Linked DNA regions of Homo sapiens: all the other regions are linked to region 3. The links are chromatin contacts, found by Hi-C or POLR2A ChIA-PET in ENCODE. All regions are on one chromosome and are shown on one strand. The core of a region is the stretch at or near the end of the contact, and the rest is flanking DNA. Distances in the headings are between cores, read along the strand shown. Region 1 holds the start of ARAP3 (ArfGAP with RhoGAP domain, ankyrin repeat and PH domain 3). Region 2 overlaps DIAPH1 (diaphanous related formin 1). Region 3 overlaps SPRY4-AS1 (SPRY4 antisense RNA 1).

Region 1 (4,451 bases), core at 1,496-3,995, 670 kb after region 3:
TGGTGGCTCACGCCTGTAATCCCAGCACTTTGGGAGGCTGAGGTGGATGGATCACCTGACAGGAGTTTGAGACCAGCCTGGCCAACATGGTGAAACCCTGTCTCTACTAAAATACAAAAATTAGCTGGGTGTAGTGGCAGGCACCTGTAATCCCAGCTACTCGGGAGGCTGAGGCACAAGGCTGAGGCACGAGAATTGCTTGAACTCAGGAAGACACAAGCCAGGGGCCAGAAGCCTCCACCTGCCCCATATCATTGAGCCAAAGAAGGGAAGTGGGGTCTGAGGGAGGAAGCCAGGTCTCCCTCTCTGTGGCTCTGCCCCATCATCTGGCATTGGTGTCCTTAACTTGGAGTCAGTGGACTTGGATGGGAAAAGAATATTACTTTCACTAATCTCTAGCTGAAATTTAACATTTCCTCCAATTATGACAATAGCAACAAACCAGTCATTTTAGCCATAACTATGGCTTTGTCACCAGTAGAAATCACATATATTTTTATATCATATTACAATATTGCAGATCTTTTGAAATACCATTTATGCTCATCACTGCATCAAAGTTATGTGAGGTATCAACCTACCACTAGATCTTATTTAAAGCATTAATAAAGAAGCACATATATTACTATATCACATCGGTTTTATATGTGTATTACAACATAATTGGTTTCCTTTGCAATCCTATATATTTTATTTTATGCATTTTAAAATATTATTCTGAGATGAGACCACATACTTTACCGTATTGCCAAAGGAGAACATGGCACAAAAAGGTTCAGAACTCTTGCATCTAGCCCCTGACCCAAACTCCCCGGCATCCATTCCTCAAAACTCCCTGTGCCCTTTACTGTCTTTTCCTGCTCCCTTATTTTGCTGGGTTAGTCTGAGTCCTTAAAGAAGAAGCTGCCAAGGCAGAATGCAAGGATTTGACTAGGGGAGATGCCTGTGAGAGAGGAAGGGAGCCTGGAGCTAGGAGAGCTGTGAAGGAGAGAGGGAAGGAATAAAGGTTGAGAGGAGCATCCTAAAACACCAGTCAAAGGAAAGTTCAGCAAAGCCATTGGGAAATCTTGATCCAAAGTCAGCTGTCAAAGGAGTCCCCTATCTCCCAGGAATGGGTCTGCCTTAGATCTCTGCTGAGCTCTGTCACTGGCTGGGAGCAGCCCAGTGGGAAGCTGGCCTTAGATTTCAGAGAGAAGCAGCTGGGGCCATTGGTTAATTTCACTCCTCACAGTGTAAGATCTGTGAGGAGCATTCTCACTGCCACCACAGTTGCCCATCTGAAAAAAAGGACATGGTGCAGGGGTCCTGTCCAGGGTGGTAGGTGAGCATGGTAGTTATAGATATAGACTTGGAGGGTTGGCTATTTTCTAGCTGCAGAGTCTTGAGCAAGTTATTTAATGCTCCCTGTCTCCTTATATGTAAAATAGAGGTGATAAAATTTCCTATTTGTAGGGATATTTGTGAGGATTAAAGTTTGCAAAGCAATGTTTACATAGATCCTGGAGCACGGTCAGCTCTCAATAATTGGTAGCCCTTATTATGGCTATTGCAATTATTATTTTATTACTATAATTCTCTTTCTCAAAGGGAAGGCCGGGAAAGTGGGGCTCCAGTAGGTTGAAGATGACAGTCCCTCCCCTAGCTGAGGCAGCTGGAAGAGGTGGGAACCACTTCCTCCCACTCCCCTCTTCTTCCCCTGAGGCAGGGGTCTTCCCCTAGCTACTGACAGTTCCTGTGTCTGCTGACTCACAGCCAACTTCCTCTCATACAAACAGGAAAACACAGCCGGCCAGCGCCCCCGCCACCCCCAACACATACACACACACACACACACACACACACACACACACACACACACACACACACACAAACACCCCCCCCCCACACCCAAACACTGGTCCTGCTCAGAGAGGGAAGTGCCTCCGCCCCTGGGAGACAGGCTCCAGGACCGGGGTTCCGGCAAGATTAGCGAAGGAGAGAAGGGCCATTCCTCTTCAGGCCTCCCCGGCATCCCCCCTGAAATTTTAGGGTGGGAGTTGGGGAGAAGGGGCGGCTTCTCCCATGAATGAAACAGCTGCTTGCTTGGTCACTGAGCTTGCAGGGCGTCCGCCTGTCCCAAAAAGGCAGCCCCAAACCTTGGTTTGGAAGTAGGGATGTGCCTTGCGGACCTTCATCCCTCGAAGGAACCTAGGCCGGGCCCTTGGGGATGGAAGTGGGGAGAAACAGACGGGTACCCCTCTGCTGGGCCTCTGCGCTTGTTGCCCAGGCCAAGTCTCAATTCTGGATGTCCAGCTTCCGTCCCCACACTAAACTGGTTGCCAGGGTCCAGCCACCCTTCCGGGCGTGGGAGAGGTGCCCTGGGGGATTAGGGCTCGACCTTTCCTCCTCCCTTTTGGCAGGACTGGAGGGCATGGGAGCAGCGGAGAGGATGCAAAGCCGTCCCTGGCACTCTCCCTTTCTCAGTTTCTACCTCCGTCCCAGTCTCCGTCCCGGTCTCTGCCTCTTTGTCCCTCTCCCTGAGGTTGTCTTCGTCCCAACGTGTTCTGGTCCTTTCTCGGCCTGCGAGAGGGCAGACTGGGGGCAGACTCGGAGATAAGCGCGGCGGTTGGGCAAGAAGCCCAAACCCTTTGGAGGCCTGCGCTTGCACAAGGAGTGGCCGGGGCCCCGCGGAGGGAACCGGCCGGGCGGGGCGGGGCTGGGCCCGTCGAGGGAGGGCAGAGGGGAGGCGGGGCCGGCGCGGCGGGACCCAGAACCTCGGACGAGCGGCGGGCACCCGCGAGCGGACGGCGGCCGCGTAGTGAGGTGAGGACCCCCGCGCCCCCCGGGTCCCTGCTTCCCAGACTCCTCCCCATCACCTTCTCGAGGGCCTTCGTGGGCTCCCAGGCCCCCTCGGCGCCGGCGGCCCTCCCCATCCCTGCCACGACCCGCCCCTCCCTCCTGCTGCCCGGCCTCTGCCCCATCCCTCCTCGCCCCCTCCCTCGTCGCAGCCTGCGCTGCCCGCCACTGCCCGCCCCGCCCCCGCCACTCCTGTCCCGCGAGCACCTCAGCTCCCAGCCCCGTGCTGTCGAGCCCGGCCTGAGTCACCGGGAAACCGGGCCCTGAGTCAGGGCCCGAGGCTCAGCACGCGGGCCCTGGCTTGGGAATGAGGCCCAGCTGGAGAGAGGCAGAGGGAGGCCAGCAGTGATGCTGGGACGGAGAGGGCGTCCTGGTCACCGACAGAGCACAAGAGTAACAGGGAGAGAGCCTAGGCCGAGGCGGAAGACAGAAACCCAGGCTCAGAGGCAGACAGAGACACAGATACAACTCAAGATCTGGTTAGAATTGTAGACTGAGTCAAGGACAAGCTTAATAACAGAGAGCAAAACAGGGTGGGACAAGGAGAGGGACAAAGAAGAATTGAGAGGTTGAGATGGAATGGGGCAGGGACAGTGACAAGGCAGAGATAAAACTCAGGGGCCACAGAATTAGAGACAGGTCTATGAAATAGACCAGGGTCAGGGTCGGGGTCAGGCTGGTGGAAGGGGGACAGAGCACAGAGACCTGAGCCCAAGGGAATGAGCAGGGAAAAGGCAAGCTCAGAAAAGGAAGGCTTGGAGAAAGCAGAGGTGGGGGGATGGCATTTCACACTGCCAAATCGCTACAGGGCATGTGCACACACAGGTGAACAGCATGTGAACATGCTGCCGGTGGGCAGAGAGTCCAGAAGCCTCTGGAGTACCCCTGACCAGAGGTCAGGCCTCATCTCTCTGGCATCCCCATCCTTATTCTTCAATTAGCCTCCACCCAGGGCCGGGACCCCACACATTAGGACTGGTTAGGGCTCTCCCGGCAGCCTGACCAAAGCAGGCAGGATGTGGAGGCGGCCAGGGCTGGAGGGACAGGAAGGAAGTCTGAGCAGAGACAATAGGTGGAAGGGGAGGAGGGACTGGGAACAACCAGGATTAGGACGGCAGGCCTGCATACATCGGCTCTGGAAACAAGAGGGAGGGGGCGTCTGCACCTCCTTCCTCCTATCTAGGCTGCCCCTCTCCCTACCTTACTCCAGAGCTGATTGGCCACATCATTGGCCCCTCCTCTGCATCTCCCTATCCCACTCTGACCCACAGCATTCTAGCATCTTGTCCCATGCTTACTCAGTTGGATGTGCAGTCAGGCAGGAGCAGAGCTTTGACCCAGACCCAGGGTGGGCAGGAACTGAGGGGCCAACTCTAGCACTGACTTACTGTGAACCTGGGGCAAGCCCCTTCCCCTCTCTGGGCCTCAGTTTCCTTAACTTCAAATGAAGTCCCTTCCCTAAGTAGAGAGCCATTGCTGTTGTTCTGGGATGGCTCTGCTTCCAGATCGCAGGCCTTTCAGCATCTTTCTTTGGAGGAAGATTGGAGGCTGGTGCTCACTGTCCAGGCCTCAGACTCTGGGGCAGAGAGGGGGATTCTCAGCCTGAGCCCTCCCTT
Region 2 (3,911 bases), core at 32-2,531, 760 kb after region 3:
CACTGCAAGAACAAATCCAGATATGCAAAATAAGTTTTAAACTTCATTTATGTTTTCTGATAATAATTAATCAGGGTGTTTCAAACTCATTAAGTTATTAATTAGCTTGACCTTACAGGGAATAAATACCTTGGGGTCTTTTGACTTTTTTGTTGTTGTTGTTGTTATAAACTATAAAGTATCTAGGAAGTTTCTAATTTCCTGTAGATGGTAACCAAAAGATTTATCTTACCACATATTACATTAGGATGTGGTAACTGAATCAGAACTTGAATTACTCTCTGGAAGGGGAGTAAAGGGACAGCTTTTAATTTTTATGTTGATGGATGGTCTTAGTGCAGAGAAGAACCCAGCCAAATATATTTATATTTGATGCTGTTATTTTTGATGTACTGTACCTTTGAGCAATTTGTATTGATTTAAGTAAGATTTGATAGCACTGAGAATCTTTTGGAGAAGAGAAGCTCATTTTAATACATGCAATTCTATTAAATTATTTTCCTGTACCAGCTAATGACCTTTAGACATTTATCTAGTCATCTAATTCTATTGCATAAAAACTCCTATAGAATAAATGTTTTTCTGCCCCTTTAAAAATATTTTGTTTTCATTAATAATTATTTGCATATAAATGAAATAGATAAAACTTAAGAAACAAAAATCTAACATGTGTATAAAAGTTGGCATTGCCACTGTTAGATGGAGTCTTCCAGGCAGAGAAAAACTGAATACCATCTCAGAGTCATAGCCCAGCTTCAGATTCTGTGAGTGTTTACGAGTGCACCTAGATTTTAAGGACATCACTTGGCCAGGACATAAGTAAGGCCTGGGAAACAGGGTTCACCACAGTTGAGCATCTGGCAGGCCTGCAGTGAGGGCCAAGTACTAGACATTCAACAGGAATAAGGTTGAGGGAGTACACTGCTCTGTATTTTCTGCTTCTGAGCTTACCATATGCAACCTCTGGGTCTCCTGAATAAGTCAAAGCGGGAAAGTTCTGTGGTGTGGGAATGAGTATCCTTGACAGTCCAGGTAGTAGAGCAGAGAAGGAAAGAAAAAAACTGTTAACATATGGTCCAGACAGGCCAACCATCTGGGTCAGATTCACCCAGGTGTTGTGAATTTTAAAAGCCAGAACAAAAGCAGATGATGGTGATGACAGGCTTCAAGGGTCTGGCTCAAGTCTCATTGCTCCCTTTTAGCTGGTGGTTCTCTGTACCTGGCACATACAGTCATCCTGGAACCTTTATCCCCGGGATTTCCTTCAATTTCCTCATGTGTTAGGTTTCATTTCCTGTATTTCAAGTCTTGCACTTTTTTGGTTTGCATCCTCATTTTGGTGGAGCATGTCCTACAGTAGCTTCCTGCGGTATATGGGAACAGATTTTTTAAAGCTTAAATGTCTGAAAATGTCTATTCTAAGCTGACATTTGATTGATAGTTTTTGTTGGGTATAGATTTGTAGTTTGGAAATTATTTTTCTTCAGATTTTTAAAGGCCTTGTTCCATTGCCACCCAGCTGTTGATATTATTGTTAAGAAACCCAGAACTGCTCTGATTCCTTTGTATATGACCTGTTTTCATCCTTTCTGTGGAATTTTGTAGGATTTTCTTTGTATTCCGGTGTTTTGAAATTTCACCATTATATGCCTTTGAATAATCTATTTTTGTCCTTTGTGCTAGAGACTTATCCTTCAATACTGGGAAATTTTCTTTATTTCCTTGATAACTTGCTCTCTATTTTATGTTTTCTCCTATTATTTGGATATTGGTCCTCCCAAACTGGTCTTCTAATTTTCTTATCTTTTTGCTGTACTTTTTGGGGAATTTCCTTAATTCTTCCAGTCCTTTTATTGAGTTTTCATTTCTGTTCTTGTATTTTAAACTTCTAATGACCTCTTTTTCCTCTGAATGTTTGTTGTGGATATTAATGATTTTTAGAACATCTTTCTTCTTGTTGCATACTGTTTATTTGGCAAGTTGCTTCCCCCAGCCCCGCTTTCTCTCATGTTAGGATCTTTCCTCAGATGTCTGATAATCCTGGGTTGTCTACTCATGTTTAAGAATGAGGGATTACAAAGCAGATTGGAAACTCTAGGTGCGTGGGTAGGATTTGAAAGCTGGTTGCTTTGCTGTAGGACAGCACCATCCAATAGAAATCTAATGTGAATCACATTGTAAGTTTAGATTTTCTAGTTTTAGAAACGTGAAATTAATATATCTAAAATATTACTTCAATATGAATGAAATATAAAAATTATTAATGAAATATTTTACTTTTTTATATTGTTATGAATTGCAGTGTTTATTTTACATTTACAGACATCTCAACTGAGACGCTAAATTTTTATTTATTTATTTATTTATTTATTTTGAGATTGTCTTGCTCTGTTGTCAGCAATGTGATCTCAGCTTGCTGCAACCTCTGGGGGCTCAGCTGATCCTCCCACCTCAGCCTCCTGAGTAGGTGGGACTACAGGCAAGCGCTACAATGCCTGGCTAATTATTATTACTTTTTTTTTTTGAGACAGAGTCTTGCTCTGTCACCCAGGCTGGAGTGCAGTGGTGCGATCTCGGCTCACTGCAACCTCTGCCTCCCGGGTTCAAGTGATTCTCCTGCCTCAGCCTCCCGAGTAGCTGGCACTACAGACGCGTGCCACCACGCCCGGCTAATTTTTTGTATTTATTTTTTAGTAGAGACGAGTTTCACTGTGTTAGCCAGGATGGTCTCGATCTCCTGACCTCGCAATCCACCTGCCTCAGCCTCCCAAAGTGCTGGGATTACAGGCGTGAGCCACCGCGGCTGGCCCATGCCTGGCTGATTTTTAAATATTTTTGTAGAGGCAGGTTTTGCCATGTTGCCCAGGCTGGTCTCCAACTCCTGGGCCCAAGCCATCTACCTGCCTCAGCCTCCCAAAGTGCCGGGATTACAGATGTGAGCCACCACAGCCAGTCCCTAAAAATTTTTTTAAGCCTTTTTTTTGAAGAGCAGTTTTAGGGTCACAGCAAAATTGAGATGAAGGTATAGAGATTTCCAATATATCGCTGCCCACACACGTGCATGGTGTATCAATCCGTTCTCACACTGCTATGAAGAAATACCTGAGACTGGGTAATTTATAAAGGAAAGAGGTTTAATTGACTCACAGTTCTGCATTGCTGGGAAGGCCTCAGGAAACTTACAATCATGATGGAAGGCAAAGGAGAAGCAGGCACCTTCTGCTTTGCCTTCTAAGGGTGGCAGGACAGAGTGAGTGCAAGCGGGGGAAATGCCAGATGCTTACAAAACCATAAGATTTCATGAGACTCACTTGATATCATGAGAACAGCATAGGGGAGACTGTCCCCATGATCCTATTACCTCCACCTGGTCCCGCCCTTGACATATGGGGATTATGGGGATTACATTTCAAGGTGAGATTTGGGTGGGGACACAGAGCCAAACCATATCGCATGGCCTCCCCCATTGTCAACATCCCCCACTAGCGTGGTACATTTGTTGCAATTGGTGAGCCTGCATTAACACATCAGCATCACCCAGTCCATAGTTTACATTAGGGTTCACTCTTAGTGTTGTACAATCCATGAATGACATATATCCATCACTATAGTATCATACAGAGTATTTTTCACTGCCCTAAAAACCCTCTGTGCTCTATTTATTCATAACCTGCCTACCCTACCTGCCTCCCCCAACCCTTGGCAACCACAGTTCTCTTTACTTTTTCCATAGTTTTGCCTTTTCTAGAATGTCATATAGTTGGGTACATATAATATGTAGCCTTTTCCTTTTTTCTTTCTTTTTTTTTTTTTTTGAGATGGAGTTTCGCTCTTGTCGCCCAGGCTGGAGTGCAATGGCGTGATCTCGGCTCACAGCAACCTCTGCTTCCCGGTTTCAAGTGATTCTCCTG
Region 3 (4,105 bases), core at 994-3,493:
AAATAGAAGCTATTTTTTCTATAATGGTTGGAAGGGCCCTCATAGACCACCTAGACCAAAGTTCTTCACAGGCCAGGAAACTCAGACCAGGTGGCATCAGATGACCTGCCCTATGGTTCCAGCTTCCCCAGAACTGAGTGGCGGGGACTAGGGACCCTGACTTCAGTGGCTTTGCTCTGCCTCAAGTCAGCCCATTCAGTGCCCACAACAACTTAGCAGGTTGGTGCCCTGTGCTCCTCATCTGAGGAATGGAAACAAGGAGATGGTTCACCCTCCCAAGTGTCAGGATGTGGATGTCCCAGTGACTGGCATTCTATAAAAGCAAAAAGGACAGGTGGAGACACAGAAGTCCGCTCTGGAAATCCATCAACAAATGTCCTCAGAGTTGAGGAACTGCAGACAGCTGCAGCACAAAGGAGCCAAAGGCCACTGTCTTTCTCTCTCAAAATCCACCCGCACCAAGGACCCTCTTGGCTTTCTAAATGATTGAAGGCAAGCAACTGTGGTCTCATTTCTGGGGTGCCTGGATGACCTCTTGCACAGACACAGGGGATTCTGTGGAGAAAAATGCCAACCCCTGCTCCATCATTTCTAGGTGCACGACCTCTCTGGGTACCAACTTTTCGTGGCTTAGGATCAAATGAGAAAACACGTGCACAGCACCTGGCACAGTGCATGGCACATAGCAGGCACACGAAAACATTAGCTGTTAGGAACCGCACGTTTAATATTCAAAGTCAACCCTCCATACATCTCACCAGCTCTTACCATTGCCCCCTAGAGCTGAGAAATCTGAATAGAAGGGCTTGCATTGGACTGGGGCTATTCAGCCTTAGAAATCCAACTCCAGGTAATCGTTTAAAGGAGCCCATTTTCCTATTCAAGTAGAGTGAAAAGAACTCCACCTCAGTCCCCAAGCCACTCAGGACCTCTCATAAGGCTGGCAAAGGGAAGATTCCAGTCTGAGAGCACTGGCCACCTAACTCTATTCCCAGAAAGTGGAGTCCGGCCCAGAGCTCCCTGGAAGTTGAGGTAACAAGACCCAACAAAAATATCCTGTATTCTCTTCACCACCTGTCTCCGCAAGCGAGTAATAAGACAAAGTATTAAAGAGAGACATCACCAGTAATCAGAATGTGGTAACTAAATGAGTCTTTTGTCTTCCACTTACAATGTGCAAGCTGGTCCGGTTCCTCAGCCTCTCTGAACCTGCTTCCTCAACTGTTTAAAGAGAAAAGCAACCTCTACCTCCTGGGGCTGGTCAAAGGATGAAATGAGAGAATTCTGTTCAGCGGTGTCTAGGACATTAGCTGCTGCTTTTAGTTCAAGAAGCCCAGTGCAGCCTATGCCGGAATAAGCATTACTTGCTCCAAAAGAACACTCTGTACAGCAAAGGCAGCCCTTTCCTAGACCACAGACCACACCACTCCAACATGGGCCACAGGTTGGGAGCAAACACTTACTCCACCAGAGGCTTCCTGAAATCTTACAAGCAAATGGAGTGAAAGTAGAAACTGAGACCCAAACAGCTTCTGAAAAGTGGATGCCCGGCTGGAAGTGGTGAGGGACGTTCCCCCACGAAAAAACTTGGACTTGGCAATCATTGCTTTGGACTTCGCAATGTAAATTGCCACTTTTGATGACTTGGGGATTCTAGAATGTTCCGGTCGCTCACTGATTCACAAATATAAGGTCTGGGGTGACCTAAACCTGCATGGTGTGTTCCAAGAGCCCCCAAAGCGTTCCAAGAGCTGGTGACTTTCGGCTCACGTAACTAACCTGGGCCTCAGTTTCCCTCCAGACCCTAACGAAGGAGATAACGGTTGTTGCCTCTACAGGGAAGCTGCGAGGCTAAACGGGGATGGCGCGCTAAGGCGCTCCCTAGACACAGCACGGAGCTCCCCGCGCGCGGTTCCCATTCGCTCCCGGAGAGAAGGGCGGCGCGCGGGCTCACACAAAAGCCCAGGACCTTCCTCCGCTGCAACTGTAGAAAAAGCAACTGGAACGCGAGCTGGGGCAGCGGCCGGGCCGGGGGCTCCTCCCGCAGGCGCCCAGGAGCCGCTCGGCCCGTGGCCCGGCCGGGGAGCAGGCGCCCCGCGGGAGCGCTGAGGCCCCGCTGTGCCGAACCGGGCGGGGGCGGAGGAGGCGGAAGCGGGGGCGGCCGGAGCGCGGTGGGGATGTTTAAAGGAAATTTACAATCATTTCCTCTCTGTGGTTTGGTGACAAATCAACAACATCCTGTTCTTTTGTGAGGCTCCGGGCGCCTGCGAGGCGGAGGCAGCGCTCCGGCTCTTAAAGGGACACACACAGGGCCCCTCTCCCAACGGTTCCCTGCGGCTCCCCCCCAAAAAAATACAGCTTCCTCAAGGCGTCACCTCCGGGGGCGCGCGGCCGGAATGCGGGGGCTGTGGCCGGAGCCGCCGCCAGGCCACGACCTGGATCGCGTCCCTCACCACCCCCCACCCCGCCCGACGGGAGGAGACGGCCGCGGCGGCGGCGCACCAATCTGAAGGACGTCCCGGCCCGGGGCCATGTCCCGCCGAGGGGGTGGGCAGGGGGCGGAGGGGCGTCCTCCCGAGGGTTCCCGTCCCTCCCCCCAACCCCAGGGCAGCTCCGCCGGGCTTCGGACCTCCGGGTAGTTATCCCCCTCCCCCAATCCCCTGGCCTCGAGTTTTGCAGTCCCAAAACTCTGGATTTATGGTTAAAATGTCGACGTACGCACAGGAGGTTTATAAAATGCCAAAGCAGAGACTTCCCGAGCTGTAGAAGTAATGAGAATCAGATGGTCGGGACCAGGAAAAAAAAAAAAAAAAAAAAAAACTACTCAACTGGCCTCCTGGGATTTCGTTCATTCAGTCATTTAATGAGTATGTTTTACTAAGTGCTGGTCACTACTCTAAGCCCCCGCACCGCAGGAACAACACAGATACGGTTCCTGCCCACAGGGGGCTTAGATTCTCAAAAATGAATGAACAGGATTATTTCACATCTACAAGTGCTATGAGTTTTTTAATGGGTCACATTCTAGAACAGCGGCTTTCTGTAGGGACACCTCTCTGAGGGGTCTGACCTGAGGCATCCAAGGATGAAAAGGCAAGGGTGCTAGGAAGAACTGGGTTGGAAAGGTCCAAACATTATTATCAGGAAAGAGCTCAGAAGTCTCATCCCAAAGACCGAGTGAAGGGCAGCCCCAGGGCTGCATTTTCCCCTTGAATACAAGCCTTGATAAGGGGCTTGGGTCCTTCTGCTCTTGCTATATCGCCTGAGCCTTTCCTTTCATCTCTCGGCCTCACAGCTTCCTATAAGGAAAATGAGACACTGAACTAGATACAGTACTTCTCAACCTAGGTGCAAATGAGAATTCCCAGGGAGGCTTTCAAAAACACTGACACCCCTGACCCCACCTCAGACAAAGGGAATGAGGATCTTTGGTAATGGGGCCTAGGCACTGGCATTTCTGTAAGACTTCAAAAGTGAGTTTAGTGTACAACCAGGGTTAAGAGCCACTGACTTAGGGCCGGGCGCGGTGGCTCACGCCTGTAATCCCAGCACTTTGGGAGGCCGAGGCGGGCGGATCAGTTGAGGTCAGGAGTTTGAGACCAGCCTGACCAACATGGAGAAACCCCGTCTCTACTAAAAATACAAAATTAGCCGGGCGTGGTGGCGTGCACCTGTAATCCCAGCTGCTCAGGAGGCTGAGGCTGGAGAATCACTTGAACCCGGCAGGTGGAGGTTGCGGTGAGCTGAGATGGCGCCATTGCGTTGCAGCCTGGGCAACAAGAGCAAAACTCTGTTTCAAAAAAAAAAAAAAAAGAGCCACTGACCTAGATGATATTTAAAGTTTGGGTTTAAAATGCAGTAAGGTGGCTGGGCGCAGTGGCTCACGCCTGTTAATCCCAGCACTTTGGGAGGCCGAGGCAGGCAGATCATGAGGTCAGGAGATGGAGACCATCTCCTGGCCAACATGGCGAAACTCCGTCTCTACTAAAATACAAAAAATTAGCCGGGCGTGGTGGCACCGCCTGTAGTCCCAGCTACTTGGGAGGCTGAGGCAGTGGAATCCCTTGAACCCAGGAGGCAGAGGTTGCAGTGAGCCGAGATCGCG

What was found. Hi-C counts contacts between places; a loop is a spot of excess contacts on that map. ChIA-PET counts read pairs that join two places held with the same protein, here RNA polymerase II (POLR2A). Pooled maps may share reads with other maps.
Region 1: a map of CD8-positive, alpha-beta T cell shows a loop between it and region 3 (25-fold over the local background). The contact joins the promoter of ARAP3 here to the enhancer-like site in region 3. A Hi-C loop is called at or near these places in 3 of 168 maps with a recorded cell type or tissue (CD4-positive, alpha-beta T cell, CD8-positive, alpha-beta T cell and naive thymus-derived CD4-positive, alpha-beta T cell) and 12 of 50 pooled maps.
Region 2: a map of naive thymus-derived CD4-positive, alpha-beta T cell shows a loop between it and region 3 (7-fold over the local background). The contact joins two enhancer-like sites. A Hi-C loop is called at or near these places in 1 of 168 maps with a recorded cell type or tissue (naive thymus-derived CD4-positive, alpha-beta T cell) and 4 of 50 pooled maps. POLR2A ChIA-PET finds 5 or more read pairs at or near these places in 1 of 52 experiments (activated naive CD4-positive, alpha-beta T cell).

The regions. Positions count from the first base shown.
Region 1 is chr5:141,680,524-141,684,974 of GRCh38, reverse strand. It overlaps ARAP3 (ArfGAP with RhoGAP domain, ankyrin repeat and PH domain 3), which reads left to right and starts at 2,745. Exons shown (of 33, transcript NM_022481.6): 1 at 2,745-2,802. RefSeq lists a silencer at 2,696-2,745.
Region 2 is chr5:141,594,946-141,598,856 of GRCh38, reverse strand. The region is part of intron 1 of DIAPH1 (diaphanous related formin 1); the gene reads left to right. Among named protein-coding and RNA genes, the nearest start is that of DIAPH1, 22 kb to the left of the region's middle. RefSeq lists an enhancer at 911-960. Within about 2 kb of position 1,281, at least 5 of the 41 ENCODE cell types and tissues checked have a DNase peak (open chromatin) inside an H3K27ac peak, as active enhancers do.
Region 3 is chr5:142,355,214-142,359,318 of GRCh38, reverse strand. All of the region lies in intron 3 of SPRY4-AS1 (SPRY4 antisense RNA 1), which reads right to left. Among named protein-coding and RNA genes, the nearest start is that of SPRY4-AS1, 32 kb to the right of the region's middle. RefSeq lists a silencer at 1,969-2,618 and enhancers at 2,656-3,457, 3,458-4,105. Within about 2 kb of position 2,243, at least 34 of the 41 ENCODE cell types and tissues checked have a DNase peak (open chromatin) inside an H3K27ac peak, as active enhancers do.